2 separate regions of the Homo sapiens genome follow, and region 2 is linked to region 1. The links are chromatin loops, found by intact Hi-C in ENCODE. Cell type or tissue: heart right ventricle. All regions are shown on one strand.

Evidence for each region. A loop is a pair of places that touch in the nucleus more often than their neighbours do. Peaks named below come from ENCODE experiments on the same cell type or tissue, not always from the same donor. Only the 100,000 strongest peaks of a DNase experiment are listed, where the experiment ranks them.
Region 2: a loop joins it to region 1, with 2.7 times the contacts of the local background. A loop is called at or near these places in 6 of 110 quality-filtered maps.

Annotation. Positions count from the first base shown.
Region 1 is chr9:121,524,921-121,532,920 of GRCh38, forward strand. It overlaps LOC107987016 (a long non-coding RNA gene), which reads right to left. Exons shown (of 2, transcript XR_001746560.2): 2 at 3,728-4,999. Among named protein-coding and RNA genes, the nearest start is that of GGTA1, 29 kb to the left of the region's middle. In heart right ventricle, no CTCF peak of the experiment used is centred here; DNase peaks (open chromatin) are centred at 2,758 and 4,861; H3K27ac peaks cover 2,489 bases.
Region 2 is chr9:121,442,830-121,450,829 of GRCh38, forward strand. All of the region lies in intron 3 of LOC102723324 (a long non-coding RNA gene), which reads left to right. It also overlaps a transcript of GGTA1 not described here. Among named protein-coding and RNA genes, the nearest start is that of GGTA1, 53 kb to the right of the region's middle. In heart right ventricle, a CTCF peak has its summit at 3,351 (motif pointing right); a DNase peak (open chromatin) is centred at 7,509; H3K27ac peaks cover 1,577 bases.

The DNA of each region.
Region 1 (8,000 bases):
TACAGAATTTAAAAATATATATACGTGCTGACATGTGCATAAAGCTTTTTTTTTTCTGGGAAGAATCACAAGAAATTATCAACAGTGGGGAAAAGATAGTTGGGGGAAGAGACAGTTTTCATTATATAACTGTACTGTCTGCATTTTCCAATTTTATTTATGTATTTATTTTGTTTTTTCTTTTTTTGAGACAGCATCTCACTCTGTCATCCAGATTAAAGTGCAGTGACATGATCATTGCTCACTGCAGCCTCCACTTCCCAGGCTCAAGCGATCCTTCTACCTCAGCCTCCTGACTAGCTGGGACTACAGGCTCGTGCTACCATGCCCAGATAATTTTCGTGTTTTTTTGGTAGAAATGAGAGTCTCACTTTGTTGCCCAGGCTGGTCTTGAACTCCTGGGCTCAAGTGATCCTTTTGCCTTGGCCTCCCGAGGTGTTAGGATTACAGGTGTGAGCCACTGTACCCGGCTGGTTTTTTCTTTCAATGCTTTAAATATTTCACTCTCTTGTTGACATGATTTCTGACAAGCAGAAACACTAAAAATTATACAAATTATACAAAGAGTTCCCATGCACCCTTCACCCACATTGATGCTCCTTTACCTCTAGATGCCTCAGTCTGTATTTCCCCCAAAAAATAACCGCAGGCTAGTGACTAAATCAGGAAATTAAGGTCGATACAGTTCTGTTGTCTTCCACAGACCCTCATCATATTTTCCCTGAATTTACCCTCATCATATTTTCTCTGAATCACACCTTGGGTTAGTTATTGCTTCTCTTTAGTCTCCTCTAATCTGGACCACCACACCTGGCTATTTTTTGTTTGTTTGTTTTGAGATGGAGTTTCGTTCTTGTCGCCCAGGCTGGAGTGTAATGGCGCAGTCTTGGCTCACTGTAACCTCCGCCTCCCAGGTTCAAGCGATTCTCCTGCCTCAGCCTCCCAAGTAGCTGCGATTACAGGCACCCACCACCATGCCTGGCTAATTTTTTTGTATTTTTAGTAGAGATGGGGTTTCACCATGTTGGCCAGGCTGATCTTGAACTCCTAACCTCAGGTGATTCTGCCTGCCTCAGCCCCCCAAAGGGCTGCAATTACAGGAGTGAGCCACTGTGCCTTGGCCAACGCCCAGCTAATTTTTGTATTTTTTGTAGAGACAAGGTTTCACCATGTTGCCCAGGCTGGTCTTGAACTCCTAAGCTCAAGCGATCCACCTGCCTTGGCCTCCCAAAGTGCTAGGATTACAGGTGTGAGCCACTGCACCCAGGCTTTGATAGGACTCTTGATAAAGGTTGGCCAGGTTAGTCAGATGCCAAGAGGAGGGATTTTCAATAAGCAGACCTAGCAGGATTCCTGCTCCAATTGGATTCTGCAAGGACAGAAAGGGAAGCCCAAGAAAGTCCTAATCAAGCAGAGAACTCAGAGGAGCTTGACTAATATTTTGGTCAAAGGAGTGAGTCTTTGCCAATATAATCAGAGTTATTTCAAAATTTTTATCTGATAATTCCTTATTCTGTTTTATATCTGAGTCTGGTTCTGATGCCTGTTTTGCCTCTTCATGCCGTGTTTTTTTCTTGCCTTTTAGCAGACCTTGTGATTTGTTGTAGAAAGCCAGCCATCGAGTATCTGGTGGTAGGAACCCAGGTAATGAGGCTTTTAGTGTGAGGTTTCATGTTAATCTACTGAGGAGTCGGGCTGTCTGGAATGTTTCCTGCAGCTGTAGGTGCCACAGGCTTCAAATAAATTCCTCTAGTCCCTCCTTGTTGTTTTTCCTGTTGTCTTTGGTTTGCTAAGAATTCTTTTTTAAAATATTTTTTCATTAAAAAATGTTTTTGGCTGGGCACGGTGGCTCACACCTGTAATCCCAGCACTTTGGGAGGCCGGGGTGGGCAGATCACTTGAACCCAGGAGTTTGAGACCAGACTGACCAACAGGGTAAAACCCCATCTCTACTAAAAACACCAAAATTAGCTGGGCATGTGGTGGCGGCCTGTAATCCCAGCTACTCAGGAGGCAGGAGAATGGCTTGAACCTGGGAGGCAGAGGTTGCGGTAACTGATTGCACCACTGCACTCCACCTGGGCAACAGAGTGAGACTCTGTCTCAAAAAAACAAAAATAATAAAAGTAAACACTTTTTTTCAAGACAGGATCTTACTCTGTTGTCCAGGATGGAGTACAGTGATGCAGTCTCAGCTCACTGCAGCCTCCACCTCCTGGGCTCAAGCCATCTTCCCACCTCAGTCTCCTGAGTAGCTGGGACCACAGGTGTGCCCCGGCATGTACCAGCTGGGACCACAGGTGTGCACTGGCTAATTTTTTAATATTTTGTAGAGATGGGTCTTGCCATGTTGCTATGCATTCCAGGCTGGTCTTGAATTCCTAGGCTCAAATGATCCTCCATCTCAGCCTCCCAAAGTGCTGGTGATGGCAGTGGTGGCCTGTCTAGAGAAACCGCTGTCGTGACACTGGCTACAGTGGGTGAGGTGCGGCCGGCGCTGCATACTCCATGGAGCCAGTGGGGGCTGGGGGCTGGGGGCTGGGAGCAGACAGGAGCCCCACCCTTCCAGGCGCAGCGGCAGCTGCCCAATCCGTGGCTGTGGACCCAGGCATTTCTGTACTCTCGGGGGCCTGGGAAGACACCCCCTTCCCCCGCAGGCTTGGAAGTTCCTGCTCCCGTTGCCTGGCCTCTCCTTGATCTTGGAGTGAGGTTGGGGCTGAGCCCAGGCGCTGTCACAGCCCGGCCGGGTGTGGGTACACTTGGTGCAGTGCTGACACACAAGCCGCCTGCCACCTCAGCCCCTTCCAGACTTTGAACACCGATGAGCAGGGGAGGGAGGCCAAGGAGGAGCTGAGGGTTCGTACCCTTCCTCGGAGGGAAGGAAGTGTGCACCAATTGGTCCATGAGCGGCCATGAGTGGGCCTAGAAAAAGCACCACAAGTTCCCACTCCTTTCCATGGGACTGGCAGCCCAGCCCCCAGGCTTCAGGCCCTCCCTGGCTTGAAGGTGGGGCCTCACCAGGGACCTGCCTTCTCCCACCCAGGAGCCTGTCTGCCTCCTGCTGCCATTCATGGCGCCCAGTCTGTTCATGCCAAGGGGCCTGTAATCCTAACACTTTGGGAGGCTGAGACGGGCAGGTCACCTGAGGTCAGGAGTTTGAGACCAGCCTGGCCAACATGGTGAAACCCGGTCTCTACCAAAAATACAAAAAATTAGCCAGGCATGGTGGTGGGCACCTGTAACCCCAGCTACTCAGGAGGCTGAGGCAGGAGAATCGCTTGAACCTGGGAGGTGGAGGTTGTAGTGAGCCGAGATTGTGCCACTGTACTCCAGCCTGAGCAACAAGAGTGAAACTCCGTCTCAAAAAAAAAAATTTTTTTTTAAATTTTCCTTTTCAAAAATTTATAATTTTGTTTAAAAAAGACCAAGGTCTCTGTCACCCAGGCTGGAATGCAATGGCGTGATCATAGCTTACTACAGCCTTGGATTTCTGGGCTCAAGAGATCTTCCTGCCTCAAGAAAATTTTTTTTAAACATTATTTTTCTTTTCAAGAATTTATACCTTTTTTTTAAAAAAAAAACCAAGGTCTCACTCTGTCACTCAGATTGGAGTGCAATGGTGTAATCACAGCTCACTGCAGCCTCAAACTCCTGGGCGCAAGGAATCCTCCCTCCTCAGCTTCCCAAGTAGCTAGAACCCCAGCCACATACCACCACACCCACCATGTCCAACTAAGTTTTTATTTTTTGTAGAGATAGGACCTTGCTATATTGCCCAGGCTGTTCTCAAATTCCTGGCCTCAAGTGATCCTCCCACCTTGGCCTCCCAAAGTGCTAGGATTACAGGCATGAGCTACCTGCTGGTAGATCACTTCTGGTTGCTGTTATCTGTAAACTAAGAGGTTTCTGCCCTGGAGGCATTTGCAGTCTGGAGGGGGAGATAGAGGGTAAACCTGTAATCCTGTCTGTAAGTAAATGCTACAAATTGCAAGAGGTGCTGAGAGGTGCCACAAGAAAGTCTCCAGGGGAACCTTGAGGCAGAGAGAGGGTCTTGGCTGGCAGCAGTGACTGCTCAGTGGGTGTCTGCAGAAGGTTCAGGCAGAGAGGAAGGGTGGAGGGGCCAACATTGAGAAGCCAGGAAGCCTCAGACTTTCCAACTCCCTGGCCAGAGCATGGCCCTCTGGCCTTTATATTATCCCTGTTCAGTCATTCTCACCCTTAGCTTCATTTGACAACTCTGCTGCATCCACTTGGGTGGTTGAGTTGGAGCCATTTTCACCAGGCAGATGCTGTCTGGGCTGGATGACTGTCCTCCTCTCTGAATAAAGTTGCTTGGGCCTGGTTGGTGATTCTAGGAGAAGAAACCTACAAACAGTGTTCTGATCACAGGTCCTGCTGCCACCAGCCTCAAGAAAGGTAAGTGATGATCAGAGCCAGAGTCCTGTTTGCTGCTAGATATCCTTGTGTGTGTGAATCACTCTCCTTGATCGCACACCCTGTGTGATAAGCATTATTATCCCCATTTTACAGACAAGAAAACTGAGGCAGCTAGAAAGGGCAGCAATTCAGACTCAAGTGTCCTAACTTTAGGTCTGAGCTCCACCCCCAACACTCCCACCAAGGTCACCAATGCTGACCCAATGTGACAAAGCCATGCGTCCTGTGGCCTCAGCTGCCGGCATCTGTCCCAGATGTACACACAGATGCTGTTGGTGATTTAATGGCAGGCCCATTGGAAATTTGGCTTGGAGCCTCCATTGTCTCTGCATTTTGTAACCTGGTCCTGGGCAGGGGGCTGGCGGTGGAGGCCACTTTTCGTGGGAACTCAGGCAAGGAGGAAGTGTGAATCGTCAGACCGGGACCCAGGCCAGGAGAGTGAGAAGAAAGCTGGGGCCTTTGCCAAGGCCCAGGGCCCTCGGGAGCTTCCAGCTGGATGGGGCCTTGTGGGCTGAGCCAGATGTGAACCAGGAACGGCACAGAGTTGCTGGCGACTCATTGACTGCAGGGGAGAGAGACAATGAGTAAGCTGACATGACGGTCCAGAGGGTGGAGTTGCCATCCAGGCACACAGGGGCCTCCCTTCACCCAGGAGAGCAGCTGATCCATTTTGAGGGAGCAGAGAGGAATCTTAGAGGAGGGACTCCTAGTGTGTCCTGACACCCAAGAGATGAACAAAGATGGACTGGGGGAGAAGGGAGAATGGCCTTTCTGGTGGAGGAAACAGCAGGAATAAAGGGCATATCAATGAGGAAATGTCTAACCCATTTGGGGAGCTTCTTTTTATTTTTTTAATTTTTGAGACAGGGTCTTGTTCTGTCTCCTAGGCTGGAGTGCAATGGCACAATCTTGGCTTACTGCAGCCTCAACCTCCTGGGCTCAGATGATCCTCCTACCTCAGCCTCCTGAGTAGCTGTGACTATAGGCTTGTGCTACCATGCCCGGATTTTTTTTTTTTTTTTTTAAGATGGAGTCTCGGCCGGGCATGGTGGCTCATGCCTGTAATCCCAGCACTTTGGGAGGCTGAGGAGGGCAGATCACGAGGTCAGGAGTTTGAGACCAGCCTGGCCAACATGGGGAAACCCCGTCTCTACTAAAGATACAAAAAAATTAGCTGGGCGTGGTGTTGCACATCTGTAATCCCAGCTACTTGGGAGGCTGGGGCAGGAGAATCACTTGAACCCAGGAGGTAGAGGTTGCAGTGAGCTGAGATCATGCCATTGCACTCCAGCCTGGGCGACAGGGCGAGACTCCATCTTAAAAAAAAAAAAAAATGGAGTGTCACTTTGTCACCCAGGCTAGAGTGCAGTGGCACAGTCTTGGCTCACTGCAACCTCCACCTCTTGAGTTCAAGCGATTCTGCTGCCTCAGCCACCCGAGTAGCTGGGATTATCGGCTCGCACCACCACACTCAGCCAATTTTTGTATTTTTAGTAGAGACAGGGTTTCACCATGTTAGCCAGGCTGGTCTCAAACTCCTGACCTCAAGTGATCCACCTGCCTAAGCCTCCCAAAGTTCTGGGATTACAGATGTGAGCCATCGTGCCCAGCCTAATTTTTTTATTTTTTGTAGATACAGGGTCTCACCATGTTGCCCAGTCTGGTCTCGAACTCCTGGGCTCAAGCAATCCTTCTGCCTCAGCCCCCAAGTGCTGGGATTACAGGCGTGAGCTAACGTGCCCAGCCTAGGGAGTTTCATGTAGTCCAGTCTGTCCCAAATTTTACATGTGGAAAACAATGTGGCAAGTAATAAGTTTGGAGATATGGAAAGAGTGCAGGGAGTGGGAGGCCCCGATGCCAAATACTGCATGGGACGTACTCATACTAAAAAAAAAAAAAAAAAAAAAAAAAGGATTTCGTATTTATCTGAAATTCAAATTTAAGTGGACATCCTCTATCTTTATTTGCTGAATCTGACAACTCCAGCCTAGGGCCAATTTGGACCAAATTCCTAGGTAGTGGAAGTCATCAGAGGCTTTTTATTTTACTTTTTATTATTATTTATTTATTTGTTTGTTTTTTTGAGACTGAGTCTCACTCTGTTGCCCAGGCTGGAGTGCAGTGGCATGATCTCTGCTCCCTGCAACCTCTACCTCGGGGTTCAAGAGATTCTGCTGCCTCAGCCCCCCGAGTAGCTAGGATTACAAGCACCTGCCACCATCCCTGGCTAATTTTTGTACTTTTAGTAGAGATAGGGTTTCATCATGTTGGCCAGGCTGGTCTCAAACTCCTGACCTCAGGTGCTTCACCCACCTCAGCCTCCCAAAGTGCTGGGATTACAGGTGTGAGCCACTGCATTTGGCCCCAGTGGCTTTCAGAAGGGAGGTGACAGGATGAGATTTGCGTCTGAGCAGATGGTCAGCAGCAGGACTGAGGGGCAGGACCCAAGCGGGGGAGACCAGCTGGGAGACTGAGGCTGGGCTGAGAGACAGGCTGTGTGGAGGAAGAGTGGGTGGACTGGTCGGGATTTATTAAAGAGGTAAAGGCAGGCCGGGCGCGGTGGCTCACACCTGTAATCCTAGCACTTTGGGAGGCTGAGTGGGTGGATCACCTGAGGTCGGGAGTTTGAGACCAGCTTGGTCAACAAGTTGAAAACCCATTCTCTACGAAAAATACAAAAATTAGCTGGGCGTGGTGCTGGGCACCTGTAATCCCAGCTACTTGGGAGGCTGAGGCAGGAGAATTGCTTGAACCTGGGAGGCAGAGGTTGCAGTGAGCCGAGATTGCACCACTGCACGCCAGCCTGGGCGACAGAGCAAGACTCTGTCTCAAAAAAAAAAAAAAAAAAAAAGGTAAAGGCAGTGAGTCTTGGCAATTAATTGGGTGTGGAAATAGAAAATGGGCAGTCAAGTTTGACATCCAAGTTTCTGGGCCACTAGACAAATGGTGATAACTATTTTCTTTTTTTTCTTTTTTTCCTTTTTTTTTTTTTTTTTTTTTGAGATGGAGTCTCGCTCTGTCGCCCAGGCTGGAGTGCAGTGGCGCGATCTCAGCTCACTGCAAGCTCTGCCTCCTGGGTTCATGCCATTCTCCTGCCTCAGCCTCCCAAGTAGCTGGGACTACAGGCACCTGCCACCAGGCCTGGCTAATTTTTTGTATTTTTTTTTTAGTAGAGACAGGGTTTCACCATGTTAGCTAGGATGGTCTCGATCTCCTGACCTTGTGCTCCGCCCATCTCAGCCTCCCAAAGTGCTGGGATTACAGGTGTGAGCCACCACACCCGGCCTCTTTTTTCTTTTACTTTTTTTTTTTGAGATGGAGTCTTGCTCTGTCACCCAGGCTGGAGTGCAGTAGCACAATCTTGGCTCACTGCAATCTCTGTCTCCTGAGTTCAAACAATTCTCCTGCCTCAGCCTTTCGAGTAGCTGGGATTACAAGTATGTACCACAATGCCCGCCGAAGTTTTTTGTATTTTTAGTAGAGACGGGGTTTCACCGTGTTGGCTGGGCTGGTCTCGAACTCCTGACCTCAAGCGATCCGCCCACCTTGGCCTCCCAAAGTGC
Region 2 (8,000 bases), 82 kb before region 1:
CTGGATCAGCACTCTTTCAGATCTCAGACATTCACCAGTGGATCCCTACTTGACTCTTTTCTTTCCTTAAAAGGTATGTATAGTGTGTTACACATTCACTTTCTATGACTTTTCACGCTTGTTAATATGCAATCATGCCAGTGTTATTTGTTTATGTTAGGCACATTTAACAAACAGTACATTACATTAAATAAGTGCTTGTAAGTACTGCCATAGTTGAGGTTCCTGATAGTGGTGGCTTTGGCTAAGAGAGAGCAAAGAGGGACAAAGAGAAATCCTTCAGGCCTTGAACACATTTTTCCCCTTTTGGCTGAATGTGGTTCCCAGATTTGAGGTGGAGTGGAAGGAGCAAGTATGGTTTGTTCCTTCCACCTACTCCTCTGCCTGATCACACCTCCTGAAGCCCCGCCCTGATATAACCGCTCAGTGCACGGCCATGGTGCTTACATCAGCCCTCCATGCACAATGTAAAGATAAGAATGATAACAATGTTTTATTTTTTGAAACAGGGTCTCTGTTGCCCAGGCTGGAGTGCAGTGGCACGATCTCGGCTCACGTAACCTCCACCTCCTGGGTTCAAGTGATCTTCCCACTTCAACCTCCTGAGTAGCTAAGACTACAGGCACACACCACCACACCTGGCTAATTTTTGTATTTTTTATAGAGACGGGGTTTCGCCCTGTTGCCAAGGCTGATCTCAAACTCCTGGAGTCAAATGATCCACCTGCCTTGGCCTCCCAATGTGTTGGGATTATGGGGGTTAAGCCACCGTGCCTAACCGATTTTTTTTAACATGGTGCTTTTAAACTTACTTAATGCATTTGGGGCAGGTTTCATGCATAAAAAGTGGGAGATGGTAGAGGCCTGGGAAGATATATAGTTGTGCTTTCCATGATATGAAACATGGCCCTCTGAATGCACTGTCAACACATCTGTCCTGTGAGTTTCCCTGCTTTGAGCCTCAGTTCAGTCACTTACCACTTACAAAAAGTTACTTGATGGGAGAGCTATTTCTCCAGTCTACTCCTTGATGTCAACCCTCCAAGTTGGGGTATGATGGGCTGAGGAACGCTGAGGTTTACACTAGCTAAGCAGTGGGACCAGCTGATGACCGACTGTCCTCTGATGAAGCCCACATCAGTCACCTACCACTTACCACTTGAGCCGAGTTCGAGGTTGCGGCCACATGAGCCATAATTACACCACCACACTCCGGCGTGGGCGACAGAGTGAGACCCTGTCTCAAAAACAAACAAAAATTTGGGAATCCCAAGTCTGTTCTATTTTTGTAATAGTGGACACATTTTCAGAAGGGCATGAGGACTTTCCCGAGTCTAAAAGCTTTCTGGACCTCATCTTCCTCTTTTATGAAATGAGACTAATTCTCCACTATGAGGTAATCATGCCCTGTTGCATATTCAGTGCATCTCACTAAATTAGCCTGGTCATCTTTAAATTTTTTAGTATAAGTACACCTGCTGGAAATCCAGACTTTCCCACTTGACCAGATATATTCCCCAGAGGTCAGGACTAATAATCCCCAGATATGGTGATGGCATTGTTTTCTTCCTCTGCCCTGATGCCCCACCCTGAGCTTCAGGGGCAAGCCTTTCCCTAATGATTCTTTCACTGGCAGTTCATTATTTCAGCGCATTGCTGTGGAAAGCTCTATATAAGTATTTGTTGCTTAAAAGTTGGGGAATCCCTTGGACGGGCATGGTGGCTCACGCCTGTAATCCCAGCGTTTTGGGAGGCCAAGGCAGGAGGATCACTTAAGCCCAGGAGTTTGAGACCAGCCTAGGCAACATAGTGAGACCACATTTCTATAAAAACGTTTTTTTCTTAATTAGTGGGGCGTGGTGGTGCCTGTAGTCCCAGCTATTCAGGAGGCTGAGGTGAGAGGATCACTTGAGCCCAGGAGGTCGGGGCTGCAGTGAACCATGATCACACCACTGAACTCCAGCATGGGTGACAGAGTGAGACTCTGTCTCAAAAACAAACAAAAATTTGGGAATCCCAAGTCTGTTCTATTTCTGTAATAGTGGACACATTTTCAGAAGGGCGTGAGGACTTTTCTGAGTCTGAAAACCTAAAATTCTCTAATTGACAATTTTGAATATCTTTGGGAGGAAATGCACAATCCATGACCAGACCAGAATATACTGAGAAAGTAATTTATTTAATTGTAAATTGGGACATTTTTTAAAAAGTTTAGTAATAACGATTAACAAGATTATGAATTTGTCCATTGGGGATTTAAACTTTAATGAAGTTTTTTAAAAAAATCAAGAAATTCCTTTAAAAGTAAACATTAGTCCTTTGCTCTAAACTTTCAGGCTAGATCATTTCTTTGGGTCAGGACTTAAAAACCCTTAAGCTCTGCCTACTCCAGACTGAATCCAAGACAACCTGACTAATAGAGAAGCAGGAGTCTTAACTGATGTGTGATCTACTTTTTCAAAGCCCTGCTTTTTCCTTTTCAAAGCCCACTAATTCAGGGTTTTTGTTTTGTTTTGTTGGATGTGAGATTTTCTGGCAAAAAATGAAGTAGGAGGCACGGTGAAATGGTCGAGAAAAATCTAAGTTTCATTTTATCAAAGAAGCTCATTGCAGTATACATCAGGCTAGTGCAATGGCTCTTCAAATAAATTGCTTGAAAATGGAAACAAATGACCGAGACTGGAACACAAGCAAAACATAAATATACGTGCATAGGTACACACTGTCTCCTAACTCCCTTTACATTGATTTGGTTAACTTTAAATAATATGTAGGATTTCACAGCTTCTCTTAGAGAAGGGAATTGAATGTTAAGCTGTTCAGTCATGATAACTAGATCTTCCATTGTTATGGCTCATGCTTCTGTTACCAAATCAATTAGCCATTTTGCCAAGTATGTCTAATTATTACACTTCTATAGTGCAGATGGAGCAGGAGAGAACAAGAGGTTACTTGATGGGAGGGCTGTTTCTCCAGTCTACTCCTTGATGTCAGTCCTCCAAGTTGGGGTATGATGGGCTGAGGAACCCTGAGGTTTAGACTAGCTAAGTGGTGACCGAGTGTCTTCTGATGAAGCCCACATCCTAGAAACAGAACTGCTTGCAAGCCTCTTCAATCCACTGCAGGCCTTTGCCTTCTCTGACACCATCCACATCTCTTTACCAAGGATTTGAAGATGCAAGTTGCAGAGTCTGGTAGACTGAATACCACTTAGGCAACACAAGAAACATCTTCCGTTCAAGTCCCTGAACATAGGGTCAATGAGATTGGAAATCACCCACACTTCCTCCCATTCAGTACCTGGATCTGTGATGTATTTAAGCACCAACCCCATACCCTAAGTGCCCTCAGGGTGGCACTGCCCCACAGTGATTGGCTCCTCTCTTCCACTCTCTCTTCGCTATTTCATGGCAAACTCATGTCAAGGCTTTGTTTTGACTTCATGCTGGGCACCTTGGCTCATTCAGGTTCCTTGGGACTCTGATCACACACCACCATGATATCTACTGGGACACTCCACCAATCTTTCGCACAGAAGCCAAACAACATCCAGATGAGAAAAGGACGGACTACAGATGGTCTGAAGCAATCTGCTATTGAAGCTTTTTGAGGATTGCCAAGGCAAATGGTGTCTTTACTGAGAGTTCTGCTGCACAGTAACTCCATGTTGCTTTAGACCCATCAGAAATAGGCAGACATTGAACTCAAGGGACAACCCCTTACAATCATATCTTGCTGCCAAACGCTTCCCTTAGCACCCTTTTCTCCAGATGTCATCTGGCATGTGTAGAGTGTTTCTGGCTTTATCTCTGCCTATGACAAGTTATTTTTGGTTCAGTTGATAGTATTTCCCCCAAACCCAGAATAGATAAGAAATCACTGGGAATTTATATCTGATTGCCCTAGATTCATTCTTCCACATTACAAAGCCCCAAGTTACAAGGAGGAATGGTATGTTTTTGCCCTGTTGGTGTTTCATTAGTATTTTTTGAAGTTAAAATTAAGTGTTACTTTTCTGAGGAAGTAGCCAGAATATTTCTCTCTTAAATTCAGAAATCTACTGGCACAATTTGAAGTCAGACATTATTTCTAACCAAATTATACTCTTTTGTCTGCCACGATCACTTGACAGTTTTAATATCTGAAGGCAGGCCTATATGATAATCCCAGCAGTATTTTAGGGATAAGATTTTAGAGGGTTTATTGAGAAGGAAATACTTGTTTAGGTGGCTTTCATCATGCCACTTGGCTTCTATGTCATTTTTCTTGTCCAGGAGGATTCCCTTAAAGCACTCCTGGGTGATGTTGAGAACCTGAATGGGTGTTCCTCCAGAAATGGCTGCATGGTAATAAAAATCCCCTGGCCAAATGGAATGTATCCTGCTGACTCTTTCCACCTCTCCTAGGTAAAGTCATAGGGATCTGCCTTGTACCGCCAGCCTGTAGCTGAGCCACTGACTGGCCTAGGGTCTCCACCCCAAAATGGTCTTGGAAGACCTGGTCCACATCCATGCAGAAGAGGAAGTCGACCTCGTGTTGGATGTGGGCCAAGATGTGCTCCCCAGTGATCTTCATACGCATCATGCTGATGTCTTGCCACCTCTTCTCTGGCTTGACCTCAAACATTTTGAAGGAATGCAGAGGACCCAGCTCTATAAACGGCAGCTTGGAGACATCATCCACCATGATGTAAAATATGACTTTGTGGCCAACCATGAAGTACCTATTAGCAGATGTTATGAACTCCTCCAAGTAATGATCATTATATCTGAAACAAAGAAGAAAAGCAAAACATTTATCCTCTGGGATTCCTGAAAGAAACCACAAGCTGAAAAAACCCACATGTGGGTTTCCTGAAAGAAACCACATGCTGGGATTCCTGAAAGAAACCACGTGATGTAAAATCATCTTGTCTATATTTTATGGTTAGTAGGAGAATGATTTCTCCTACCCCAGGTGTGTTTTCATGTTAGTGTAATACCCCGGCTACTCTCCACCATTCAGTCACTCAGTCCGTGGGGAGCTGGAATGACTTATCTCACTGCCAATTTTGGAAGAGCAACTAGAACTAGACATGCACTACCCTATCCTTCCTCTCCTCTGGCTCTTAGGAGCCAGCCAGTCCAAGAGAGCATGTGTTCTCAACTGCTCTGGGTTTTACAGGAAGCTTAGTACAGGATCTATTCTCACATCCAGAGGCCTGTAGGTGCCTGGATGCTTAAGTCTTTCTAACTCTGGGGGTTACATATTTAGGAGGCCCAGGGTTTGCAGATATAAGCCACATTCTCCAATATCAGCTTTAACTATAATGAAAGTAATATTTACCACCCTCTGCCTTCCTTACCCCTTTGTCCAATTTACCAATTGGTTCAGATTTTGGACAGTCAAAGGGGGTACTAGTTCTTGATCTCCATTCAAAAGCCCTAACATAAACCCCAATGTTGCTACTGCCAGACCAGATACAAGGGTGATGTGACCCTTGGATCCACTGGGGATGCATTAAGCCCAAACAGCAGCACTCTCTTGTCCTCTGTGATACAGAGAATGAGTTATGAGATCTAGATCTGCCTTCATGTTACATAGTCATCCTATGAGCCTCCCACTAGTCACTTAAAACACCAATCCATTGTCCACACACCATCATCCAAAATACTAGTCCATCCGAATACTAGAATGAGCAACTTCTGATTTAACCTTATTTTAACTACTTTATCTTAAAAAAAGGACTATGTTAGCAGTAAGCCACATTCGGTGGCTGAGTAAATGTAGATGAAAAGAGAAGATAAAAAAATTAAAAGAAATTTAAAAAAGGAAAAATAAGGACTATTTTTTTAGAGAAGTTTTATGTTCACAGAAAAATTGCGCCAAAAGTACAGAGTTCTCATATACCTCCTGCTCCCACATTTGCACAGCCCCACCCCTCCACTATCAACATCCCTGCACCAGAGTGATACATTTGTTACAATCGATGAAGCTACACTGACATATCACTATCACCCAACATCCATAGTTTACATTAGGGTTCACTCTTGGTGTGGTACATTCTAAGGGTTTAACAAAAGTATAATGACATGTATCCACCATTATAGTATCATACAAAATAGCATCACTGCCCTAAAAATTCTCTGAGCTTTGCTCATTAATCCCTGCCTCCCTGAACAACCCTGAACAATCACTGACCTTTTTACTGTCTCCATAGTTTTACCTTTTCCAGAATGTCATATAAGCACACAGCATGTAGCCTTTTCAGTGTGGCTTCTTTTACTTAGTAACATATCTTTTCATGACTTGATAGCTCATTTATTTTTAGCATGGAATAATAGTCCATTGTCTGAATGTGACTTAGTTCATTTTTCTATTCACCTACCAAAGGACATTGTGGTTGCTCTCAAGTTTTGGCAATTATGAAATAAAGCTTCTGTAAATATCCATGTGCAGGTTTTTTTGTAGACATAAGTTTTTAACTCATTTGGGTGAATACCAAGGAGTACGATTGCTGGATCGTGTGGTAAGAATATATTTAGTTTTGTAAGAAACTGCCAAATTGTCTTCCAAAGTGGCTGTACCATTTTGCATTCCTACCAGCAATGAATAAGTGTTCCTGTTGCTCCACATCCTTGTCAGCATTTGGTGTTGTCAGTGTTTTGAATTTTGGCCATTCTAGTAGGTATTTAGTGGTATTTTAACTATTCATCTATTCATTTGAAAAGCATTGCACGCCATCTCCCATTGCCGGGCACGGTGGCTCACGCCTGTAATCCCAGCACTTTGGGAGGCCGAGGCGGGTGGATCACAAGGTCAGGAGTTTGAGACCAGCCTGGCCAATATGATGAAACCCCATCTCTACTAAAAATACAAAAATTAGCTGGGTGTGGTGGCTTACACTTGTAGTCCCAGCTGCTTGGGAGGCTAAGGCAGGAGAATTGCCGGAACCTGGGAGGCAGAAGTTGCAGTGAGCTGAGATGGTGCCACTGCACTCCAGCCTGGGTGACAGAGCAAGACTCCATCTCAAAAAAAAAAAAAAAAAAAAGAAGAAGAAGAAGAAAAGAAAAACATTTTATTGGTGTCTTCTGTAAGCCTAAGCTATAGACTATTTGTGAAGCTATGCTATGGAGATTACCAGGAAGAGGAAGAATAAGCCAGTTGGCTTAATACAACTTGACCAAACCCTAAACACACGTGGACTGAATTTAATGTGCTGATCACACTACTGGCCAATCATGGTGTTTTGTGAGTAAAGTGAATGGCACTTCTTTTCGCTTTTTGTTGCTGCTTGGATTCCCTTTATTTGTTACCAAAATAAAGTGTGCTTTTAATGTTGGCATGTGGTAATCCAAGGGTTTATAGTATTGATTCTTTAAATGAAGAGAATATATCTGAGGAATATAAAAAGGGACTTCAGTGTGGCTCTGTGGCTAGTGGCCAGGAAATCCTTCAGTATTCTGGGACTTCGAGAAAAATCTATTGTGCCCTGAAGCTTGGGAAACAATACTGGGGTGGGGTGGCGGGGGGGTGGTTTAGTACAGGAGAGATTCATTTTGAGGTTTCACATTGTTTAGAGATTAAAGCACTGCAGTTGGCTCCATGCATTGTTGCTTGAAAACAAACCAAACATTACACCTCCTAAAAGTCCAAATCCACTTGTAAAGATTTATTGCTGCTGAGTACAAACAGTCCTCCCTTGTCTCAGAGCTGAGGGCAGAATGCTTTCACCAGGATGTGCAATTTACAGTTTAGTTGTGCAGAGTTGGAACTGGATGGCTGAAGCCATTGTGGGGCATTGGGCAACGTTTTGTTCTTTTTGGAAACACCAGGATCAAATCAATCTGCAACGTGGCTGGGTTATCCCCTTTTGTGCCAAAGGATTAGGTGAGCTGGGTGGTTCACCTAATCTAATTAGGTGGCTCCCAACCTATATGAGTAGAGATTCTTCTGGTAAACATGTCAAAACTCCACAGTCACCTTTCTCTGTTAGAGAGACCACATAGGTCCCTAGGATC